2 separate regions of the Homo sapiens genome follow, and region 2 is linked to region 1. The links are chromatin loops, found by intact Hi-C in ENCODE. Cell type or tissue: mammary epithelial cell. All regions are shown on one strand. Links, peaks and the distances in the headings refer to the core of each region. The heading gives the core; the rest is flanking DNA. Region 1 overlaps ELMO1 (engulfment and cell motility 1). Region 2 overlaps ELMO1 (engulfment and cell motility 1).

Evidence for each region. Hi-C counts contacts between places; a loop is a spot of excess contacts. Peaks named below come from ENCODE experiments on the same cell type or tissue, not always from the same donor. Only the 100,000 strongest peaks of a DNase experiment are listed, where the experiment ranks them.
Region 2: it touches region 1 in a loop (22-fold over the local background); 2 of 110 quality-filtered maps call a loop at or near these places.

Annotation. Positions count from the first base shown.
Region 1 is chr7:36,983,908-36,992,243 of GRCh38, forward strand. All of the region lies in intron 16 of ELMO1 (engulfment and cell motility 1), which reads right to left. Among named protein-coding and RNA genes, the nearest start is that of ELMO1-AS1, 9.7 kb to the right of the region's middle. RefSeq lists a silencer at 2,737-3,031. In mammary epithelial cell, for the core only: a CTCF peak has its summit at 3,398 (motif pointing right); no DNase peak of the experiment used is centred there.
Region 2 is chr7:37,136,777-37,145,112 of GRCh38, forward strand. The region is part of intron 13 of ELMO1 (engulfment and cell motility 1); the gene reads right to left. Among named protein-coding and RNA genes, the nearest start is that of ELMO1-AS1, 140 kb to the left of the region's middle. In mammary epithelial cell, for the core only: a CTCF peak has its summit at 5,174; no DNase peak of the experiment used is centred there.

The sequences.
Region 1 (8,336 bases), core at 156-8,155:
TTTCACATTCTTAAAGAGTTCCATGATCCAATAATAGCTTAAGAACTACTGTTTTAGATTTTTTTTTTTTTTTTGTAAACATTTTTTACTGCTTCCATAAAAAGCTGGTTTCTTCTCTCATTCTTACCAACAGGTGCCAGCACTTCGCTCATGTAAAGTGACACTAGTGGGGGAGAGAAGAGGCCAAGGCGAAATGGACATTGACTCTAACGAGCTGACTGTCACTTAATGCACATCCTCTAGAAACCAGACTTCCTCAAAATCGAGCATCGAGGTGTACTGAGGAGTGTGGTGCAGCAGGCAGAGTTAACATGCACACAAGCTCTTCCAGTCAGGCAGAATTCTCAATGTATCCAGCCATCTGGAGCCTCATGGGATCAGAGAGCAGCCTACATCTCCAGAAAGGCATTCAGCTAACAAACAGGTCACTGACCTTGTCAAGTGACCAGGTGTCCCTGATGCATTGTCACCCGCAGTTAGGAAATTCTCCCTCTCCTGCAACGTCAGCCCTACTTCTTTAATAGACAGAGTAGAAGGTCTCTCCCAGACACCCAGTCGCCCTCACCCTGCCTTGAGTCTTCTATAGGCGAAAGCTTTCTAGCTCTTCTGTTTCTGTAACCATTCATCACAGGTCCCATTTAGGATAAAGTAAATTCTATTCTAGAGCCACGTGAAGACCCACAGCATTCTCCTGTGCAAAAGGACATTTTTTAAAAAGGACAACCAATAAGATTTCTCTTGTTTGACTATTTCATGTGCATTTCTTCATAAACCAGATGCTTCATTCTCTTTTCCTCTCTCCATTATTTGAAGTCAAGTGGACTGTAAATAGAAGACATCAAGTGTGCTATGACACTTTCAGGCACATAAGACAGGAAATCACATTTTAAAAAAAGTAACATGATGAATCCTCAAAATCAGGAGACAATCAGGGGAAAAGATCTTAGGCAGAGATAGAAGCCCCAACTTCAGCCCCCACTCTCTGCAACCCAAGCCAATGGCATTACCTTTCCTCTCCCCGTTCAGAATGATTATAACTCGTCTGGAATCCTGCTCGGTGCTTGGGTTGCATCTTGCCACATACATTTTTAAGTTTGCAGCTAGAAGGGTCCCTACAGGCAAAGAGTTTCTCGTTCCCCACGCTGCCCCTCCATTGCCTGTTTATAGTACTGCTTTCTTGTTCTTCCTGTTTCTACCCAACGAAATTGAAAATTTCATCACCAGTGTCAGAAAATTAAACCCCAGGGAGCAGAGCAATAGCTCAGAGCATCCCTTTCCTGGCAGAGAGCCAATCCTTGAATATAACTTTGCAAACCCTCTCTGGTTTTTCAGGGGTTTGAAAGGATGCAAAATAGAGTCATTTTGAAGCATGCTTTTTGACTGCTAAAATCTTTCCAATTGCACTTCACTTTATCTTTGCAATTAATTAAAAAACATATTTCAATTTGGAGACAGGTTTCATAAAAGGAAAGGACATGACCTAGCTCAGTTACACATTTTCCAAGCAGAGAACAGTGGCACACGGAGAAGAGATGCTTCATTCCGTGGCTGGGGGTCTGAAGAAGTGTTTGACAGACCATTGTAATAACATCTCTCTTCACAATGCAAACACCAGCAACACAATCAAGCGGCTCCGGGCTCCGTGCCTGCACCTTTTTCTCTCTTCCTAGCAATACACAGGGTTGACTCTTATTATTAATGTAGCTTTAAAAGCATTTTCTCTTGAAATGCATCAACACCCAGGGAAATAAAGCAGAACTCTGCTCCTTACACTAATCCTAACAAGACAACCAATGTCCAAGTATAATGTACAGTCAGCTACAAATCGGATCAGACCCAAGCAAAGCATGCAGTCTTTTGAATTCAGAGTCTCCTACATCATGGGAACCCTTGAATGCCCGCTCCTCCATGTGCTTGTTCCAATTCAGTTTTCTCGGCAGACAATAGGACAAAGCTACATTTAGCTCAGGCTGATAATACCGGTGGACACATGTGTGAGACGGAGGTTTACTCACCAAGCTCCCGTAAGTCCATCTTTCCCAACCACAAATACTGATTCTAAGCTGCTGCCACCACAAAGCGACTTAGAGTCGTCCCCCTGAAGAACAATGTGCTGGAATACCACCAGATGGTTCCTGAGTAAGCTTGTTCATGAAACAGGTTTCCAGTTGAGCCATGTGAACAGAGACCCGCCGCACACCTTTAAATGGTATACACTCCAAGTCCAGAAGAATAAGCATGTAGCTTTGCTTATGTTTATGGAGCTGGAGCCCAGGGATGCTCCGATTGGCAGGAGTCGGGGAAAGATCAGCCAATCAAAGGGCGCCTCCATTTCAGGGAAACTCCTGCTCATTTATTTAGCATCTTCAGAGATCATCGGCTTTTCCAGGAAGAGCTTTTCTCTTAGAGTATCACAAGAGAAAAATAATAACTTCGTTTCTATTTTAGTGTCCTATGCTCTTTTGTCAATAAACCCATAGCTCCCCGTCTTGGTACTTCTCAATATATCCCCCACTTTTTCTTATAAAGAACTAAAAAACAAATAAGGACAAGAAGAAAAAGAAAAAGCTGGTGATGGGCTGGAGATAGTTCATATTCATCAGCCTCCACCTTGTTGGGAGAAGTGGGGGAGTGCCTGGGCTCAATAATTACCGATTCTGTTGCCATAGAAACAGACTGGCTGCAGCGAGTTGGATTCGTGCAGAACATCTGCTGCCAGACCCATAATCAACTGCAATCTCATCTCTTCCCCTCTCTCTACTTTTATTTGATTGTGAGTTTGCTTTCTCCTACCTTCTCTTCACACACAGTTTTTGTCCAGAAATGTCATAGAACCACCTCGCGATACCTTGCCATGTACACACAAGGCATGCACACCAGGGGTGCTCACATACTCAGGAATGCAAGCATTCCAGAGCATCCCAGCAGGGGTCCCACTGGGAGGATTTATACTCTAATTCCTACCCAGGATGTAAACAAACATAAACAGCCTCTACCCCTAATTAAAATTACTGCAACTTTTAACCTAGAGAATTAGAGGGGTATCTTTAAAAATATTTGTTGCCTAACAGCCCTGAGAGCTCCGCAAATAAAAGTTAAAGTTTGCAATGGTATTCCTCAGAGGGCACTGCGGTGGTTCCTAGCCAACCTTTGGAATGAAGCGATTACACTGGCGGCTTGTGGAAGATTTTGTAAGTACGGAGTGTTCAGGCCCAGCTCTTTTCTGCATTAGCACCTCATCAAGGCGCCCTGAACACTAGGGATCTCCCTGGATTTCCTCAGCCCATTTTCATCCCCTCAGACTCCTCCCCTGCTTGCTCCAAATTCCCCGGGTTGCATGACTAGAATTAATGTCACCAACTCTGAATGTGCTGCCATCTCTCTCCTTAGCAGCAGGGGTCGCCACTGAGCAGTGAATGGCTGCACATCCTGGTCAGACTCGAGGGGGCTCATAAGGTGGCAATCTCACTCAGGGGTCTGCGGAAGCCCTCAGTTCCACAGAGATTGATGGAAAATGGTAAGTGTCACAGAAGGCACCGATTTGGGCTTATGTTAGAGAGAAAAGAATTACTCTCTGCCCTATCGTCATCTGCCTTGGCATCATAACAACCTCAAGGAGAACCTTCTCTTCCTTAAAGGTCTCTGCAAGCCTGGGACCCTCAGCCCGTAATGACCCAGATGAGGCTTCTGAGGAGACTGGGACCTGCTCTTTGTGTGTTTCTGATTCTTGAAGCCAAGCTGAACTATCCATCTACAACACATCCACTGTCTAAACAGCAACAGTCGCCCTCAGCCTCCTTTCTTCCTAAATGAAGCTCAGTATAAACCCCATATCCATCCAACTCCAAATGCTCAGCTATAGCCCACTGGTGTTTTGTTTTGTTTTGACAGTCTTGCTGGAGTGCAATGGTGTGATCTCGGCTCACTGCAACCTCTTCCTCCCAGGTTCAAGCGATTCTCCTGCCTCAGCCTCCTGAGTAGCTGAGATTACAGGCATGTGCCATCATGCCTGGCTAATTTTTGTATATTTATTAAAGATGGGGTTTCACCATGTTGGACAGGCTGGTCTCAAACTCCTGACCTCAGGTGATCCATCCACCTTGGCCTCCCAAAGTGCTGGGATTACAGGCGGGAGCCACGACGCCTGGCCGCCCATTGGTCTTGATGTTGGATTTGTACCTTCAAGAATATGAATCCTGGCTTTCCATTTTGTCTCTTTATGCCACTAAGTGTAGGAAGAAAGTCTCACCCAGGTACAGCACCCAAAGCCAACACTGTCAATCTTTCTCAGCTCTGCCCAGACAACATTCACCCTCAGGGTGGTGGATGGCTCAGGTTTTCTCTACCATCTTTCTGGAACATCTCCTCTTAACTGTCCTGCCTAGTCTCCTCTGCCATGGGGACACCCACCCTTTGCCTTCCCATCCTCTTGAAGGCTGTCCAAATCCTCAGTTTATGCCAAAACCATCATTCCATCCAAGTCTTCCTCAATCAAAATTTAATAATTTTCTCAACAAATATTTAGCAAGTATCTATGCCAGGCACTTGTGCTAGTGATACAACAAACTGACAAGGTTTCTGCCTTACAACCTGCAGACTCTAATAGAGGAGGCAAAAATATTAAGCATAACTGTGATATGGAGTATAAAAACAGAGCTATGAACTCTGTGTTCTCTTAGCACAAATAATCACTTAGTGAGATCAGGAAAAGCATTTCAGAGAAAGTGACATCAAGCCATGATCTAAAGGAAGAGTAAAAGTTAATAAATTGAGAGTGAGGGGAAGAGTGACCCAAACAAAACACATGTGTGCTAGGAGGCAACATGGCATCTTTGAAAATCTGAAAGAAGCCAAATGTGAATGGATCACAGTGAGAATGACTGGGAGGATGGTGTAAGACCAGACCAGCAGATGCTTAGAGACCAAGTTAAGGAGTCTGGTTCTTATCCTACAAGCAATGACAATGCATTGCAGTGCTCCAGTTAAATGACTCCTTGCCCATCCTAACACACCAACATAACCCAAGATATATATTCCTCAGCTGATATGAATGACAGATTAACAGAATACAAACCTGATTGAAACAATCTATTTCAAGACATCTGTGATTTGTTGGGTTGATCTAGCTAACATTTATTGAGCAATTAATAATCCAGGAATTAATCCAGCAATTAAGAATTAATTCAGCAATTAATAATTCAGGAATTAACCTAGCAGTTCATAATCCAGTGCATTCTAAGCACTTTGTCTAGATTAACCAATTTAATTCTCCCAAAAGCTCTGTGAGATGTTATTACACTATTTACACAAATGAGGAAATTGAGGCATAAGGAGGTTAAGCAACTTGACTGAAATAACAACAACAACAAAAAAGTAGCAGAGCCAGGATTTGAATCAAGGGATTCAAGCTCTAGATTCTTTAAGTGTGATCCACAAGGATCACCTACATTAGAAATTCTCATTAAATGCAGATTCCTGGGGTCCAAGTGCATCTCTCCCCAATCAGAATTTCAGGGGGCAGAATCACGAATATTTTCCCAAGCACTCCAGGAATTCTTACGCACACCACAGTTTAGGAACCACTGCTAAGAGATGTTTTTGTAAAGGAGGAGAAGACTACCTCAAAATTAATCTCCCACATATAAAATGGAAAAAGGCAGTTTTTGGAGAATGGGACAGAGGGTCTCACTATTTCAAGCCATTACAAAAGACCATCTATATGAGAGTAAGATCATCTTTCTTTTGAATGACTGCAAATCCTGGTTGTATCATATAATCCAAAGTTAAAGTGGAGGGTGGGTAGACAGCACAGTCTGGTGCTTGGTAGTTATCCTACTAGGGAGGTTTATGAAGAGAGAGCATGCAAGTTCACAAAGAACACATTCACTAGGGTAATACAGATGTTATTAGAACCATCAGCAATAAGGTAGGAAGACTATGTATTATTATTGTTGACACTATGTGAAACGTCATAAGTTTTTTAAGGTAATTTTTATCCTGAAAAACTCATTTTTAAGACAAAATTGCAAGGTAAACAGATAATTTTATATTAGCCTTCAATCCTTCTCCCCTTCATCTATTTGAAAGCTAGCAAATAAGCTCTTTCGTCCACCTAGCTAGTCATGGTTTTAGTTCTAGAAAATAAGTGACTTGATCGATATTTTCAGAGGGTCCACTTCAAGAAAAAAATAGCTATAGCATCTTCGAGGAAACTTCCAAAGAATTTTTGCATGGGATCTTGTCCAGCGGTTTTGTTATGGAGATCCCAGACTGGGTGCTCTATTTAGTTAACCTGGACTTTCTGGCGATTTTTTCGCCTTCTAGACTGTGATGAAAAAAGTACATAAAGCTTACAGAGCTGCTGGTGAGCCTCAAAAAGAGGGAAACCTAGATTTTGTTAGCATCATATTTGGATGACTGCTTGTCAAGTTCCCAAGAACTGGCATGAAGTTGTTCTGCATACACCTAATGGACTTGTACTCCACAGGCTCCACATGGATGATAGGTAGCCTATCATCCAGCTTCTGAACACATTCAGATTTACTATGTGCTGTCCACAAAAGGAGAAGGGAATCACAGTATCAAATACTCAGAAAATTCAGGGGGTGGGGTGGGAATCACTGCTGGGCATCTGAATAAAGGTCATAAGAAATCCCTTTCTATTTCGCTCACACGTTCAACCTGTACTCTTTGTTCTGCTTGGAGCAGGCACTGTCAGTACCATTTATCCCATATTGTCTTGGGGCAGATTCAATCTCATGAAATTTTATTCCTTTCCATAAGCATGATTTATTAAATGTATTATTACTAAATCTGATGTAATTCTTATACCTTTGTAATACTTTTTAAATAAATCCACAAATCAAAAAAGAATGTTAGGCGGTATACATGTATTTTTGAATAAAAAATATGGTGACTATTATAGAATAATTTCTAAACTGGCTGTCCAAATTCTCCTTAGTTCACCTATAGGTCTTAACTGAAATGAGCACCATTTATATTGAGCCTTTAAAAGGCAGATGAAGGGATTCCATTTACCGGGCACTAAGAGAGGTGGCACTTATACCCATTCCTTTCATTTTCCAGCTCCTGGTCCCAAACTGGATGCTTCCACTGAGTATCCATTTCATTAGGATTCATGTTCTTTGCTGGCAATGAAGGTGATGGTAATGGTCTCTACAGTTTACGACATGGCTACGCTGCAACCAGTTTTGTTTGATTAATTCATTCTTATGAGGGAGGTCATCAGGGTACTTAGCCTCATGAAAATTCCAAACAGTTAGGGTGTATATGCAGTAGGCTCTTCTCCACCTACATCTCAGCCCTCTTATGGAATGCCCTCATACACACACGTGCACATGCATGAGCCCACACACATAAAACACACTGATATCGTTTCCATAACAGCAACAGGCCCAGTGCAGACTGAATCAGACCATATCTCCCAAGGATGTGAGATCAGAAGTGGGGACTCTTCCCCAATGGGTCAGAGGTGTAGCCACTACTGGCTCAGTGAAACTACTTTATTTCATTCAAGAGACTTTGGAGAGATATTTCTCTAGTATTTGGGCTGACCAGTATACAGTTATCTCTAATCATTTTACATGGTGCATTTTTAAGACCAAAACATATGCAAAACCTGAACTGAACATAGTCAGAAGACCTTTTTACAGCTCTTTTTATCCTCAAAGGGAGATATCAATAATATTCCATGGAAACATTCCCATACGTAGGCACCTGCATCTCTTTTCCTCATTTTCATGGAGAGATGATCCTGAGCAGAATGTGCAAACCCTGTCACACTGTCACTTTATCTTTTGATCCCAGGATGCTGAGCTCTCTGTGATAAGCCTGGACATCTGTGGAAGCTTAGGAGAGTAACAAAAAATGCAGATGCAGTGCTTACCATGGGCCTATGCTATAAAAGGCCCCATTTCCAAATGGAGAAACGAAGGCTCAAGACATTCAGATAACATGTCTCCAGTTGCCATCTAGTAAAGTGGGACACTCAGGATTCAAACTCAGGTGTCCATCTGTGGAGCACCCTGAGCAGCACGCCCCACTGTGGCCTCACAGCTCCCCAAGCAAGCAGCTGGAGCAGGTGGGATTATTCCCAAGCATCCTAAGGCTGAGTTATAAAATATGAGTCATTAATATGAATTTTATTTCCCTGGGCTTTGCTATTTTTTATTACCCACAAAATGCCTAACATGTAAGTGATACCTACGAACAGTAAGAAATAACACCAGGATCCACAAAATGCATACCCATCTATAAACAGATCCCCAACCCATGCATTTCTTCCTGCCTCTTCCAGAGCACCAGGCTTGGAGAAG
Region 2 (8,336 bases), core at 303-8,302, 150 kb after region 1:
CTTAAAGCATATATCTCAGAGGACCTTAAAGCATAAATCTCACAATACATACATGTTGTGTATATAACAATAATACAATGAAGAAAACACAAAGTATTCAGGCAACAAATAGCACAATGAATAGAACAGTACCTCACATCTCAATACTAGCATTGAATGTAAATGGCCTCAATGCTTCACTTAAAAGGTACAGAACGGCAGAAAGGATAAGAATTCACCAACCAAGTTTCTGCTGCCTTCAAGAGACTCACCTAACACATAAGGACTCACATAAATTTCAGGTAAAGGGTAAAGGTTAAAAGATATTCCATGCAAATGGACAACAAAAGCAAGCAGGAGTAGCTATTCTTATATCAGACAAAACTAACTTTAAAGCAACAGCAGTTAAAAAAGACAAAGAAGGACATTATATAATGGTAAAAGGACTAGCCCAACAGGGAAATATCACAATACTAAATATATATGCATCTAACACTGGATCTCCCAAATTTATAAAACAATTACTACTAGACCTAAGAAATGATATAGACGGCACCACAATAATAGTGGGGGACTTTAATACTCCACTGACAGCACTAGAAAGGTCATCAAGACAGAAAGTCAACAAAGAAACAATGGACTTAAACTATACCCTACAACAAATGGACTTAATGGATATTTACAGAACATTCTACCCAACAACTGCAGAATACACATTCTATTCATCAGCACATGGAATGCTCTCCAAGACAGATCATATGATAGACCACAAAAGAAGTCTCAGTAATTTTTTTTTTTTTGGAGGCAGAGTCTCACTCTGTCACCAGGCTGGAATACAGTGGTGCAATCTCGCTCACTGCAACCTCCACCTCCCAGGTTCAAGCAATTCTCCTGCCTCAGCCTCCCGAGTAGCTGGGAATACAGCCACGTGCCACCATGCCTGGCTACTTTTTGTATTTTTAGTAGAGACAGGGTTTTGCCACGTTGACCAGGCTGGTTTTGAACTCCTGACCTCAGGTGATCCACCCACCTCGGCCTTCCAAAGTGCTGGGATTACAGGCGTGAGCCACTGTGCCTGGCCCAAGTCTCAGTAAATTTAAGATAACTGAAATTATATCAAGTACTCTCTCAGACCACAGTGGAATAAAATTGGAAATCAACTCCAACAGGAATCCACAAAACCATGCAAACACATGGAAATTAAATAACCTGCTCCTGAATGATCACTGGGTCAACAGAGAAATCAAGATGGAAATTAAAAAAATATTTGAACTGAATGATAATAGTGACACAACCTATCAAAACCTCTGGGATATAGCAATGGTTGTGCTAAGAGGAAAGTTCATAGGATTAAATGCCTACATCGGAAGTCTGAAAGAGCACAAACATGGACCTGGAGAAACAAGAACAATCCAAACCCAAACCCAGCAGAAGAAAAGAAATAATGAAGATCAGAGCAGAACTAAATGAAATTGAAACAAACAACAACAACAACAAAAATACAAAAGATAAATGAAACGATATGCTGGTTCTTTGAAAAGATAAAAAAAAAAAGAAGATAGACCATTAGTGAGATTAACCAAAAAAAGAAGAGAGAAGATCCAAATAAGCTCAATTGGAAACAAAATGGGAGATATTACAACTGATACTAGAGAAATATAAAAGATTATTCAAGGCTTCTATGAACACCTTTATGCATATAAACTAGAAAGCCTAGAAGAGATGGATAAATTCCTGGAAATATGCAACTTTTCTAGATTAAACCAGGAAGATATAGAATCTCTGAGCAGACCAATAACAGGCAGTGAGATTGAAATGGTAATAAAGAAAATTTCCAACCAAAAAAAGTCCAGGACCAGATGGATTCACAGCTGAATTCTATCAGACATTCAAGTAAGAATTAGTACCAATCTATTGACACTATTCCAAAAGATAGAGAGAGAGGGAATCCTCCCTTAATCGTTCTATGAAGCCAGTATCATCTTAATACCAAAAACCAGGGAAGGACATCATAAAAAAAGAAAACTACAGACCAGTATCACTGATGAACACAGATGCAAAAATCCTCAATAAAATACTAGTGAACCAAATCCAACAGCGTATCAAAAAGATAATCCACCATGATCAAGTGGGTTTCATACCAGGGATGCTGGGATGGTTTAACACATATAAGTCAATAAATGTGATACACCACATAAACAGAATCAAAAACGAAAATCATATGATCATCTCAACAGATGCAGAAAATGCATTTGACAGAATCCAACATCGCTTTATGATTAAAACCCTCAGCAAAATCTGCATAGAAGGGATATACCTTAAGGTAATAAAAGCCATTTACAACAAACTCACCATCAACATTCTACTGAATAGGCAAAAGGTGGAAGCATTCCCCCTGAGAACTAGAACAGACAAGGATGCCCACTTTCACCACTATTCAACATAGTACTGGAAGTCCTAGCCAGAGCAATCAGACAAGAGAAATAAATAAAGGGTATCCAAATCAATAAAGAGGAAGTCAAATTGTCACTGTTTGCTGATGATATGATTGTATACCTAGAAAACCCTAAAGACTTATCCAATAAGCTCCTAAAACTGGCAAATAAATTCAGTAAAGTTTTAGGATACAAAATTAATGTATGCCAATCAGTAGCTCTGCTATATACCAACAGTGATCAAGCTGAAAATCAAATCACTCAACCTCTTTCACAATAGCTGCAAAAAAATAAAATACTTAAAAATATACCTAACCAGGGAGGTGAAAGACCTCTACAAGGAAAACTACAAAACACTGCTGAAAGACATCATAGACAACACAAACAAATGGAAACACATCCCATGCTCATGGATGGGTAGAATCAATATTGTGAAAACGACCATACTGTCAAAAGCAGTTTACAAATTCAATGCAATTCCTATCCAAATACCACCACTGCTCTTCAGAAAACTAGAAAAAATAATCCTAAAATTCATATGGAACCAAAAAAGAGCCCACAGAGCCAATGCAAGACTAAACAAAAAGAACAAATCTGGAGGTATCACATTACTCAACATCCAACTATACTATAAGGCGACAGTCATCAAAACAGCATGGAACTGGTTTAAAAATAGGCACATAGACCAATAGAATAGAATAGAGAACCCAGAAATAGAGCCAAATACTTACAGCCAACTGATCTTTGACAAAGAAAATAAAAAAATAAAGTGGGAAAAGGACACCCTATTCAACAAATGGTGTTGGGATAATTGGCAAGCCACATGTAGAAGAATGAAACTGGATCCTCATCTCTCAACTTACACGAAAATCAACTCAAGATGGATCAAATACTTAAATCTAAGGCCGGGCATGGTGGTTCACGCCTGTAATCCCAGCACTTTGGGAGGCCATGGTGGGCAGATCACGAGGTCAGGAGAGCGAGACCATCCTGGCTAACATGATGAAACCCCACCTCTACTAAAAAAAAAAAAAAAATACAAAAAATTAGCTGGGCGTGGTGGCAGGCGCCTATAGTCCCAACTACTCCGGAGGCTGAGGCAGGAGAATGGCGTGAACCTGGGAGGCAGAGCTTGTAGTGAGCCGAGATGGCGCCAGTGCACTCCAGCCTGGGCGACAGAGTGAGACTCCGTCTCAAAAAAAAAAAAGACTTACATCTAAGACCTGAAACCATAAAGATTACAGAAGATGACACTGGAAAACCCCTCTAGCCATTGGCTTAGGCAAAGACTTAATGACCAAGAACCCAAAAGCAAATGCAACAAAAACAAACATAAATAGAAGGGACTTAATTTAACTAAAAAGCTTCTGCACAGAAAAGGAAATAATCAGCAGAGTTAACAGACAACACACAGAATGGGAGAAAATATTCACAATCTATACATCTGACCAAAAGACTAATATCCAGAATTTACAAAGAACTCAAACAAATCAGTAAGAAAAAAACAATCCCACCAAAAAGTGGGCTAAGAACATGAATAGACAATTCTCAACAAAAGATACACAAATGGACAACAAGCATACGGAAAAAATGCTCAACATCAGTAATAATCAGGGAAATGCAAATCGAAACCACAATGCAATACCACCTGACTCCTATAAGAATGGCTATAATCAAGAAATCAAAAAACAATAGATGCTGGCATAGACGCAGTGAAAAGGGAACACTTTTACACTGTTGGTGGAAGGTAAACTAGTACAACCACTATAGAAAACAGTGTGGAGGTTCCTTAAAGAACTAAAAGTAGATCTACCATTTGATCCAGCAATCCCACTACTAGGTATTTACCCAGAGGAAAAGAAGTCATTATATGAAAAAGATACTTGCAAACACATGTATACAGCAGTACAATTTGCAACTGCAAAAATATGGAACCAGCCCAAATGCCCATCAATCAATGAGTGGATAAAGAAAACGTGGCATATTTATATACACCATGGAATATGACTCAGCCATAAAAGAGAATGAAATAGTGGCATTCACAGCAACCTGGAGGGAATTGGAGACTGTTAATCTAAGTGAAGTAACTCAGGAATGGAAAACCAAACATCGTATGTTCTCACTCATGTGGGAGCTAAGGCATAAGAATGACGCACTGGACTTTGGGGACTTAGGGGAAAGAATGGGGGTTGGTGAGGGATAAAAGACTACACATTGGGTACAGTGTACACTGCTCGGGTGACAGGTGCACCAAAATCTTAGAAATCATCACTAAAGAACTTATTCATGTAACCAAACATCACCTGTTCTCCAAAACCCTACTGAAATAAACCAAAAAAAACTGAAAATAAGAAAATTTAAAAATTCAGATCTAAATGGTGAATAATTTAAGACAAGTTGTTTTTCCCACAGGTTAAACAGATGAAAAAGAAAAGTTAAAGAGGTATGAAAGAAAACTGCTTTTGCCTCATGATCCAGATAATTTGTATGAAATAACATACTTTCATTTTGTCCCTGGATAAACAGCATGAATCTCTGTTTCTCCAGGGCAATTTTGGTTAAAGGCAATTTTTTTTCTAACTTTGGTGCTGGAAGGCCTTTCTGTTCACTTGTTTGAGGATCAAACAACCCACACTTTTCTACATTATTCAAGAATACATCTAAACTGTCTTACCCATGCTGATCTGAAATTTTGTTTATAAGCTAATAGGCAATATCTGAAACTATGAGAGAGTAGTGCTGCCTACTGGCCACAGTCCACAGTTTAAAGAGCATCGCTGTCCACAACTAGAGGTTGAATAAGTGCAATGATTTGAGTATTTTATTTTAGCATTTTATCCTGATTCATTTATTCCAATGTTGGAAAGTTTTTAAAATACTAGAGAACTGCTACTAATGATAAGAAGGATACATCTCAAAATAAATATGATCGTAACAAAAATAAAAACCATTCCGCATGTCAAATACAGTGGGGTCCAGTCTTAATTGGAAATAAATGACCAGAGATTAAGTCTAAAAAGTAACTTGCCATTAAATATTTTGTAATGTTTTTAGTTATTTAGTAAAGAATAGTAAAACTTCCTCCCCATTACACACAAATTGATTATTTTCACTTTGATACATTGGATTCTCATGAACACAAGTAACATTTAAGAAGTTAACATTTGCTAAGTACATTCTGGGTGTTAGCACTATTTTGTACTTTACATGTATTAAATCTCACACCTGGTAGGTGCTATTCTTATCCCGGTTCTACTGATGAGGAAACTGCCGCTCAGATGAGTTTGGAAGCTTGCCCCAGACCTCACACCTGGCTGTGGCATCACAGGCAATGATTTCATTGGACAATATGTCTCAACTATGTTTTGTTCCTACTTTTTTCCTTACCACCAGTTTAGAAGTTGAATGCGTTTATTTTGGTACTGCTAGCATTTAGACTTTACATAGACTGAGAAAACTGTATTTAAGAAAAATGTAGGCTAATCAATATTAGCCACTGTGCATCATAGGCCAGCTGACACAGGAGGGGAGCCAAATGTAAAAGAGAAACACATGATACTTAGTTCAGACCTATTTCTAGTGTTGCTATATGAGTTTCAAAAATAAATACGTAAGAAAGGAAATCTAGTGGGAAAAAATTAGTATCTCTGAACCTAATTCTAACAATTCCCCAAAGCTATATGTTAGTGAAGCTGATGGAGGAGAAGATCCCATGGCTCAAGAGTTATCAATCTTCTTTGAATTTTGCACCCAATATGTCCTTCAAGCCTCCTTTTATCAATCACACCCCTCCACAGGCATTCATTTGCTATTTTCAAAAAATCCTTACAGTTAAAAAACAAAGTAATTGAGTTTTAGGGTTCCTTTAAAGAACTACGTGACTAATTAGCAAATAGTCTCAATAAAAGAATGCCTGCTATGCACCAGGCATTGCGCAAAGTGTCTTGCATATGGAGCTCTTAATCCTCACAAAACTCCCACCGGGTAGATGCTGTCATTATCCCCCAAAGGAAACTAAAGCACTGACAATTGGGTAGCTTGCCCAAAGTTTCAGAGCCAGTTATGTGGCAAAGCCAGACTGTGAACTCAGAGCATGGGCTTTTAACCAGGTTGATCAACAACCCAACATTGCTGGGAATTTCACAAAGATGTTCAATGCAGGTTCTCCTCAATCAACGTTATTCCCTCTGGCAGAGTGGGCCTGAGATCCATCTTTTTATTTATTTATTTTTTTGCGACCGAGTCTCGCTCTGTCACCCAGGCTGGAGTGCAGTGGTGCAATCTCGGCTCACTGCAACCTCCGCCTCCCAGGTTCAAGCGATTCTCTTGCCTCAGCCTCCTGAGTAGCTGGGACTACAGATGCCTGCCACCATGCCTGTCTAATTTTTGTATTTTTGGTAGAGATGAGGTTTCACCATGCTGGCCAGGCTGATTTCGAACTCCTGACCTCAAGTGATTTGCCAGCCTTGGCCTCCTAATGTGCTAGGATTACAGCAGGTGTGAGCCACTGCAGCCGGTCGATTTTTTTTTTTTTTTTTGAGATGGAGTCTCATTCTGTCACCCAGGCTGGAGTGCAGTGGCATGATCTCGGCTCACTGCAGCCTCTGCCCCCTGGGTTCTAGCAATTCTCCTGTCTCAGCCTCCCAAGTAGCTGGGATTACAGGCATGCGTCACCATGCCTGGCTAAGTTTTGTATTTTTAGTAGAGACAGGGTTTCCTCATGTTGGCCAGGCTGGTCTCAAACTCCTGACCTCAGGTAATCCACCCGCCTTGGCCTCCCAAAGTGCTGGGATTACAAGTGTGAGCCACCGCGACTGGCCTATCTTTTTAGTAAAAGTTATAATTTCTCCACCCCCTCAGACATTATAACAGACCCATGTCTCTCTCATGTTCAATAAACCACATCCTAATTTTCTGCAGCAAATAGGCTCTTACTGAACAAAAGCCAATTAGAAAATTGCCTTTGATTTTCAATGACGTGCCTAAATTATGGAGCATCACTACATTTCAGATAAAAATAAAAAATATTTTGGGGTACAGAATGAACTATGTTCTCATTCTCTCTCTCTCTCTCTCACTCCACGTATCATTTTCTCAGCTTTCCTTTTTTGGTTTTAATAGCCAGTGAAATAATTTTACAACCACAAATTTTAATAACAAGAAAAGGAAAAGAATTTCACGCCAAAACATTTAAAAGCTTTCTGTACTGTGACAAAAATACTCTGAGAGCCCAGCAAGCCCAGCAACTCCCCCACTCCTTTCTTATTTATGAGATGCTTTGGATACAGATTTATTTTCTTTTCTTGTTCCATGTTATTTTTTTCCACCTGTCTTGAAATGGAAGCTGCAGGGGCTTTGATAAATGGCTTGAAATTTTCCCTTGTTTTACTGCAAAGCCTGTGTACCTCTGTACATCCTTCTGAAATGCCATTTGTTAGTTTCTGTTGAAATGCTGCTCTGTGAATCACAGCAGACAGCTCTCAGCCCCTAGAGAAAGGGGAGATGGCTACTTCCCTTTCCAAAACACCAGAGTTTTTTCACTTTGGGAAAGTAGTACCAACCAGCTGAAAATATTATGAGTTATTTTGTAGTGAGCACCCAAGGCGCTGTTTGGGTATCTAGTCTGAGTATCTAGTTCCTGGAAATCAGTTTCTTTTCTGTTACCTGCCTGTCAGTTTTTCAGCGGAATGATTTCAATCACACATCCAAGGGAAAATATAAGCTCTAAGACAGAAAATCTCTAAACTTATTCTGTGCCCATACACCATGGCCACTGGAGAGCTAGAGTAAACCTTAAATATAATCTAGGCTGGTCTTCTTATTTTATAGACAAAAAAACTGAGCCCCTGGTGGAGAGTAGCAGTGCTCAAACTTGAGCAGGCATCTGAATTTCTTGGAGGACTTGTTAAAGCACTGATTGCT